2 separate regions of the Homo sapiens genome follow, and region 2 is linked to region 1. A link is a loop called in an ENCODE intact Hi-C map of the cell type or tissue named here. Cell type or tissue: PC-9. All regions are shown on one strand. Links, peaks and the distances in the headings refer to the core of each region. The heading gives the core; the rest is flanking DNA.

Region 1 (4,392 bases), core at 139-4,138:
TTCCTTGAACTGCGTTTTTTCCACAGCGTCTTAAGTTTCTCAGCAATAAAGTTCTTCTACTACTGTGGGGGTTTTCAGGGACAATTTATGCTGAGGTTTGGGGTAGGGGCTGGTTCTCCTTTACCCCAGACACTCACACCCTCCGCCCCTTAGGCCAGCCTGAAGATGCCAATTCCTATCAGTTATCTTCTCTGTTAATGTGAGGTCTTTTTCATGTCACTGTGATGACAGTGGTATACAGAAAAGGCTTCTAATAAAATTAAACTCACAAATCTAGGAAGCTACCTTTAAATTTCGAATCTTACTCTTCTATTCATAAGCCTTCAACAGATACATTTAGGGTGGCCTTTAATTAATATTTGGTCCTTTAACACACTTAATCTTCTGATAACAATTTAAATTGCATCTAAAATGTCATCTATTTACAGTTATTTTTGAATACTTCATTTGCCCAATTAATGAACAAGCATTTATTTATTCATTTGTTTATTTATTTTGAGATAGGGTCTCAAGCGGTTGCCCAGACTAGAGTGCAGTGGCAGGATCATGGCTCACTGCAGCCTCAACCTCCTGGGCTCAAGCTGTCCTCCCACTTCAGCCTCCCCAGTGGCTGGGACTACAGGCGTGCACCACCACACCTTGGTGGTGTTTGTATTTTTTGTAGAGATGGGGTTTTGTCCTGTTGCCCAGGCAGGTCTCGAACACCTGGGCTCAAGCAATCCACCCGCCTTAGCCTTCCAAAGTGCTGGGATTACATGTGTTCACCATCCTGCCCGGCTCAAGTATTTACATAATAGAAATCTAATGCCTCAAACTTAGAAATATGGTGAATCTTAAGATTTATTTATTTATTTATTTATTTATTTATTTATTTATTGTTTCAGACTCTTCAATTCGTTAGAGATTAAGTTTGTTTTTTGTTTTTTGTTTTTTTTTTTTGAGATGGAGTCTCACTCTGTCACCCGGGCTGGAGGAGATTAGGTTTTTTAAAATGCTCTAGTATTATATATAAACTTAGATTTCAGCTTAAAATTTCAAATCAAATAAATTGTTCAATTAAGTCTTTCATATTGTATTGCAATGTAGATCTATTCAAAGAGGCCAAAATCTTGAAAATATTAATATTATGGGTTGATTCTTAAACATCTCTATACTTATTTTAAAAACAGTTTTATTGAAATACTATTTACATGTAAAATTCACCCACTTTAAGTGTAGAATTCAATGAATTTTAGCATATTTATAGAGCCGTACAGCATCCCCGCAGTCTAATTTTAGAACATTTCCATCACCCTAGAAAGAAACTCTGTGTCTATTTATTGTCACTTGCCATCCCCACCCCTGGCCTTAGGCAATTGCTGGTCTACTTTCTGTGTCTATGTACTTACCAGTTCTGGACATTTTTTGCACTTCATTTGCAATCATCCTAGGTTTTTAAGAAAACAATTTTGGCATCTCAAACAATATTGGGGTCACCTTCTCAAGCCACTTTTCGGGTTACAGCCTCAGAAGGCTGAAGCTGCTTTCTTCAGAACTGAGCTCTGCTCTGAGTGGGTTCCTGCAGCCTATGACCCAGACTTGAGTCACAGACTGGCTCATTCCAATGTCTTGCCGCCAAAGACCAGACCCACCCAGGTGGCTTCCTTATGTCTTGATTCCTTCCTTGCCTGCCTCGGGCTCACAAACAGCTTTAAGACTTAGTTAAGTGAGAGCTGACTGAAGTCCATCCCGGTGATGTTTGACCTAAGGTCACTGTTCTAAAGTTCTGTACATGACAGCCATGCTCCATTGCCCACCTGCCATCCTTACAGCACCAACTTGGAGGCCACCAGCCAACCTGCTCACCAGCAGCCTCTGGGCTCCGCCTCAGGGTGTTGCTCCACGTCCCAGCAAAACAGCTTAAAAAGCAAAACCGCAGCCAGGAGTTGCATAGATACCTGAACACCCGTGTTCATAGCAGCATGAGTCACGGTGGCCAGAAGGTGGAAGCAACCCTAATGCCCATCAGTGGATGAATGAATAGTGGTATGTATGATGGGATATTATTCAGAATAATAATATGTCAGAATAACGAAATTCTCATACATCCTACAGCATGGATGGACTTAGAAAACATTACGCTAAGTGAAAAAAGCCAGACACAAAAGGACAGACACTGTATGATCCTACTTGTATGAAGTACTTAGAATATTCTAATTCAGCTGGGTTTGGTGGCTCACATCTGTAATTCCAGCACTTTGGGAGGCCGAGGTGGGTGGATTGCTTGAGTCCAGGAATTCAAGGCAAGCCTGGGCAACATGGCGAAACCCATCTCTATAAAAAAAATTCAAAAATTAGTCAATGATGGTGGCCTGTGTCTGTAGTCCCAGCTACTCTGAAGGTTGAGGTGGGAGGATTGCTTGAGACTGGAAGGCAGAGGTTGCAGTGAGCCAAGATTGTACCACTGCACTCCAGCCTGAGTGACACAGCAAGATCTTGTCTCAAAAAAAAAAAAAAAAAAATTCAAATTCATAGAGACAGGAAATAGAATGGGGGTTACCAGGGACAAGAGAGACGGGAATGGGGAGTTGTTATTTAATAAGTACAAAGTGATGTATAGTTGGTGATAGTTGCACAAGAATGTGAATGTACTTAATGCCACTGACCTGGACACCTGAAAGTGGTCAAAATGGTAAATTTTATGTTATGTGTATTTTATCACAATAACAAAAAAGCAAAACTGCAGTTGTATTATTTCTTGCCTTGAAGAACTTATTCAAGGGTTCTGGTTTGACTACAGAATCAAATGAATGCTTTTTCGGTTTGGCCTCAAATCCTTTTCTGGGATGACTTAAAGTTCCCAGCACTTTGGGAGGCTGAGGCAGGCGGATCACCTGAGGTCAGGAGTTCAAGACCAGCGTGGTCAACATGGTGAAACCCCGTCTCTACGAAAATACAAAAATTAGCTGGGCGTGGTGGCACATGCCTGTAATCCCAGCTACTCGGGAGGCTGAGGCAGGAGAATTGCTTGAATCCGGGAGGAGGAGGCTGCAGTGAGCCAAGATGGCGCCACTGCACTCCAGCCTGGGCAACAAAGCGAGACTCTGTCTCAAAATTAAATAAATAAATAAATAAATAAATGAAGATGCCTCACCCTAGCTGGCCCGTCCCTTGGCTATTAGGTGCCGCATGACCCTTGTAAGTACCTACACCCAGGCCCCTGGCCTCGTTGGCCCCATCTGGCACAGTTTCTCCCCCTCCTCTTCTCCAGATGGCCTGCACGTGCGCTGTCTATGTGCGCACCTGTTCCTCATGTCTAGCTGATCCAGCATCCCCAGACTCTTCCAAGATACAAATCCCCTGGGGTGCTCATCAAGCTTGAAGCTTCCCAGGCCCCTTTGTAGGAGAATCTGATTCAGAAGGGCTGGGAATATATGTTTTTTAAATAAGTACCTCGGATGACTCTTATCAGGAAAGTTTAGAAGACCTTGGACTGGGGTGACTGTATTTCAAAACGGTTTAGTTTCCTGTCTTTTGGGAAAGGCACTTCCATTCATTCATTTATTCATTCAGCCCTGAATTTAGGCCCCTTTTAGGAACCGAGGATATTGTGATAGACAAGACAGTCCAAGTCCTTTTGCTCATGAAACTTAGGGTCTCGTGGTGGCAACAGACAACAGCCAATAAAGCATTTAAGATAAAAAGACAGGAGAGAATCAATGCCTTGAAGAAGCATATGGCAGGCGGGGCGCAGTGGCTCATGCCTGTAATCCCAGCACTTTGGGAGACTGAGGCGGGCAGATCACTTGAAGCCAGGAGTTCAAGACCAGCCTGGCCAACATGGTGAAACCCTGTGTACTTAAAAATGCCAAAAATTAGCTGGACATGGTGGCACACGCCTGTAATCCCAGCTACTTGGGAGGCTGAGGCACAAGAATTGCTCGAACATGGGAGGTGGGGGTTGCAGTGAGCCAATATCGCACCACTTTACTCCAGCCTGGGTGAGAGAACGAGACCCTGTCTTAAAAAAAAAAAAGAATATAGCAAAGAATGGGAGGAACAGGAGAGAGAGGAAGTGAGGCCATGGGAGACAGTGTGTCCAGGGAAGCTCTCTCTGGGGACCTGATGATGCGGTCAGAGGGCAGAGTAAAGAAGAGAACAGTTGTTGGTGTTGGGAGAGGGACTCCAGGCTGACAGAGCAGTGAGTGCAAAGGCCCTGAGGCTCATGCTTGGTTTTTTGGAGAAAGAGCAAGATGACCAGTATGGTGGAGGAGGGGCAGAGGCAGGCGGGGCTATATCATGGGGGGCCTCTGGGCCGTGGAAAGACTTTGGATTTTGTTCTAAGATGGTGGCAGGTCTTTGGAGCAGGAAGGCTGTTATGATCTGATTTACGTTTCTAGAAGATTATTCTGG
Region 2 (4,392 bases), core at 120-4,119, 83 kb after region 1:
ACCAGCAATCTCTGCCTCTGCACGGCACCCAGGGCAGGGTGGTCCTTCCCCGCTTTTCTATTCCAGACCGTCCATGAACTGCCTCCATTTCCTCCACCCACCCCCAACATAGCCTCCTTCATGGAGCATATACACATGTGCAAGTGCATATGTTCAGACCCACACACACACACACTCACACTCATACACACTCACACAAACACATCCATACACACATGCACTCACACTTACACACACACTCCCACACATACACACCCACACATGCACTCACACTCATACACACACTCCCACACAAACACATCCATACACACGCACTCACACTCATGCACACTCTCCCACACATACCCACACACACACAAATATACTCTCACACATACCCCTGCATACACACACATCATACATACACACCACATATACACACACACTCCCACACATACCCCTCACATACACAAACCAATACACACCCACACATACACTCTCACACACACCCCACATAAACACACACCCACACATACATTCTCACACACACTCCCACACATACCCCCCACACCTATACATATACACCAACAGAAACACACACATACATACATGCACATACATGCACACTCACACACACACTCTTTTCCAGCTTTGTGTTTCTGCTTCTGCCTTTTCAGTTTCTTTGATTTCCCACATATGGATTTCCTGCCCTGCCTTCTGAGGGTGTTGGGCAGGTGAGAAGCCCTAAGATCATGTTCAGAGCTGAAAACATAATCACCAGATTGGAATACTGGAGATGAGATGGTAGAGAATGGCTAGTTTTAGCTTTTCTCATTAACACGGGGTGGGAGCAGATGACCTTTTCCTTTTAGCTGACAGCTAGTCTGCTGGCCATGGGCACACCCTCCTCCGCAAAGCCTCTTGTGATCTCCAGTCTGACTGGACACGGCTTCTTGCTGCGCCCGTGATCCTAAGCATGGGGTGTGGGTGGTAGGGAAAAGCCTGGAGCAGGGCTGCTTGGTTGAAATCTTGGCTCTGCAAGTTATTTGGTTTTGCTGTGCCTTCATTTCCCCATTTGCAGAGTGGGGTCAGTATTTGCCCTGATTCTTAGGGTTGTTAAGAATATTCGATGAGGAGAGCCACATCAAGTGCTTGGAATGCCTGTCTACTGATCATTACTGTTACCAGCGCGATCATGGTTTTGATCATGGAAGCTCTTAGCCCACTGCACTGTGATCGGTCTAGGAAGTCCTGTCGCTTCCCCCACAGGTTTCGCAGCAAACGGGCCAGGACAGTTATCTCAGGCAGCCTAGAGAACGCCTACAGTGTGAGCAAAGCCACTGTTTAAAGTGAGGTGATACTTTATTCACCAAAGATTCCTTTACTTACAGAAAGTCCCCCTTGAACTTATGATTTGAATTTTAGACATTTTACCCAATCTCTATCTTTCTCTCTCTTTTTCTCTCTCTCTCTGTCTCTCTCTCCTCCCCGCCCCCAGCCCTCTTCTTGCATAATGTGAGAAGAGGCTTTCAACAGCCAAATGGAAACCCCCTTTGTCACCTTGTAGGCGTGTGGCATTGGGACACTGAAGTTAGCAAATCGGCCAGTGACTCATCAGTTTCCTCTCCATAACTGGGGTGTGGTTGGGGGATGGGGCAAAACTGGCACTTGGCAGGAGGCCTTGGCACAGTTCCCAGGCAGCATTCCTTCTGACCCGTCAGTGACCATGTCCTACCCATTAAGGAATATTGTAATGATCAGCCCTGGAGGAAGGAGCATTAAGATTTCTGCTCTGACTTCAGATGTTTTGATACAATTTGGGTAGCTCGAGTTCTCCATCCCTGACAATGAAAATGCCCAGGAATGTCAGGGAAGCGCGTTTTCTGGAAACCTACCTCCCTGAGACCTGTCTGGCCTGCACAGGGGGGTGGACCGTGTGGGAGAGAGGGGATTGTCCCTCTCTCCCCAAGGTCAGCTCTGGCTTGCGGAGTAATGGCTCGTGTGAGTGATGTGTGTGCAGGACTCCATTAGGGGCCCGGCTGTCCAGCTGTCTTGTGGCAAGTGTCTTTGCAGAGAGGGGCGAAAGGAGCAGATAGCTCCAGAAATGGAGAATAAAGAGACCATTGCTTTCTGCTTTCTGGCAAATTCTGCCAAAATACTGCAGAGAATGAAAAACTTTGAAGGAAAACCCCTTTATCAGCTATCCCATGCCTTGTGGCCATTGATTCCACGAGCAGGTGTTTCTGAGAGCTGGAAGCTGGCCTGGCCCTGGCCTCTTTCAGGAATAGAACATGTGAGGATGGTTGGCTTCACCACCTCCAAAGGGACCTCGGGAGGAGTAACCTCCCAATGGGGCAAGATTACTCACCATGACGGGCAGCTCAGTGCATGGCAACAAGCGTATGCTCTGCTGGGCAGCCTTCTTGGCTGGAAAACTGGCTCGTGATTCTGACTGTGACTCTCCCTCCTACACTTTCCAAGCCAAGAGCCTCCCCCAGATTTCACATGCCTCCCGCATGGCACCTCTGTTCTCCTGCTGCCACCACTCAGACACCCAGGCGTGAGGATTACTCTGAAACCCTGATGCTTGGCCATACCTGCCCCACCATTTCTGAGGCTGCCATAATGAATCACCACAGACCAGGTGGCTTAAAACAACAGAAATGTATTCTTTCCCAGTTCTGGAGGCCAGAAGTCCAAAATCAAGGTGTCAGCAAAGCTGTACTCCCTCTGGAGACTCTAAGGGAAGATTTATTATTTGCCTCTCCCAGTTGCCAAACTCCTTGGCTTGGGGCCCCATCTCTCTGCTCCATGTACACGTTGCTGCCCCCTCTTCTGTCTTCTTTTTTGTCTCTTATAAAGACACGTCATTAATATTTAGGGCCTACCCACACACTCCAGGATAATCTCAAGATCCTTAGCTTAATCACATCTGCAAAGACCGTTTATCCAGAGAAGGTCACATTCCCAGATTCTGGGAATTTGGATGTGGACCTATCTTTTGGGGAGGTACCATTCAGCCTACTGTACCTGTTAATGGAATGGTTTGTTACATGGATTAACACTGACTTGAGGCTTTCTAGGGTGAGCCTAGAGCATTTTCTCAAAAATACACATGTGGTGACACCTATTTTTAGCTATTTGACTTGGACAAGTAACTTACCCTCTTTGGGCCTCAGTTTCTTCACCTGTAAAATGGGAATGATAATAGTACCTACCCATAGGTTTGTTATGAGCATTAAATGAGTTCATGTAAGTACAGTGCTTCGAGTGCTATCTGGCAATTAGCAAAGCACTCCATAAATATCAACCATTCTTATGGTGATTATCATCATGGCATCATAATCATCATTGGAAGCTACCCCAGGCAATGAGACTGTCCTAGACAACTCATTTAACATGTAGCACAGCACATTCACAAACCGTTTGTTTCGACTTTTCGACCTACTTAAAATCACTTGGAATTTGTTGCCGTGTGACCTTGGGCAAGTTCCTTAACCTCTCTGAGTCTGGCAGAACATTCCCTGGAAGGGCTGCTGAAAGATTAAATGTGGTCAGCCTCGTGACACATGTTCTGCATCAATCCACGTTGGCTGAGCAGTGAGAAGGCAGCATGTTACAGTCTTGCCTCTCCACAGACGTTGGTGGCATCTTTCTTCCCTGCCCGTGTCTTTATGGCTGCTCGGTTTTCCTCTGCTGTCAGCTCTCCCGGCCTCTGTTGAATGGCCTGCACTTAGTTTTAGTCGATTTCCTCCCCTGAGTCTGATTTCTCTGCAGTTTCCAGCACAGATAAGGCTGTACATTTCAGACTGCGGTCCCAGAGCAGGATTTTTTTGCTGGCTTCTTTGGGGAGGATGTTTGTTAATACAGAATCAAACCTTAGCTGTTCTGCTAGTAAAAGATTTCCAGGTAGATTCTAACTTTGTGTGTTTAAAACTCTTAGCTGTTCATTAAAATGCTGCCTTGTTTCTCTCAGTGGTCTGTCAGAGTGATCCGAACCAGATCACTAATTCTACGACAACCAGTGTTTCTATAATGATAACCACCCTGCCATAGCACTTACTCTGTGCCAGGCATTGTTGTAAGGACTTTATACTTAATCCTTGCATCCTAACGAGGAAGGTGCTGTTACAATCCACATTTTAGAGATGAACAAACAAACAAGGCCCAAGAAACAAAAAGTGTTCAGTAACTTCTTGTCCAGTATCACCCAGTTTATAAGTGGTGAAGCTGGGATTCAAACCCAGGCCCTCTTGAGTCCAGCAGCTCTGCTCTGAGCCACCACCCAGGACTGTCCCTCATTAAATGCCTGAATAATTTCGAAGAGTCAGAGTTCCATAAATGTTTATAGAATTAATTGAATATTGAATGGCTTTTCCTGTTAACGGAGGAATCTCAGTCAGTCTTTGCTAA

The links. A loop is a pair of places that touch in the nucleus more often than their neighbours do. Peaks named below come from ENCODE experiments on the same cell type or tissue, not always from the same donor. Only the 100,000 strongest peaks of a DNase experiment are listed, where the experiment ranks them.
Region 2: it touches region 1 in a loop (8-fold over the local background); 5 of 110 quality-filtered maps call a loop at or near these places.

Annotation. Positions count from the first base shown.
Region 1 is chr12:104,586,919-104,591,310 of GRCh38, forward strand. The region is part of intron 1 of CHST11 (carbohydrate sulfotransferase 11); the gene reads left to right. Among named protein-coding and RNA genes, the nearest start is that of MIR3922, 2.5 kb to the right of the region's middle. In PC-9, for the core only: no CTCF peak of the experiment used is centred there; a DNase peak (open chromatin) is centred at 1,703; H3K4me3 peaks cover 2,609 bases; H3K27ac peaks cover 4,000 bases.
Region 2 is chr12:104,670,312-104,674,703 of GRCh38, forward strand. The region is part of intron 2 of CHST11 (carbohydrate sulfotransferase 11); the gene reads left to right. Among named protein-coding and RNA genes, the nearest start is that of MIR3922, 81 kb to the left of the region's middle. RefSeq lists an enhancer at 1,100-1,704. In PC-9, for the core only: no CTCF peak of the experiment used is centred there; DNase peaks (open chromatin) are centred at 1,670 and 2,420; H3K4me3 peaks cover 1,094 bases; H3K27ac peaks cover 4,000 bases.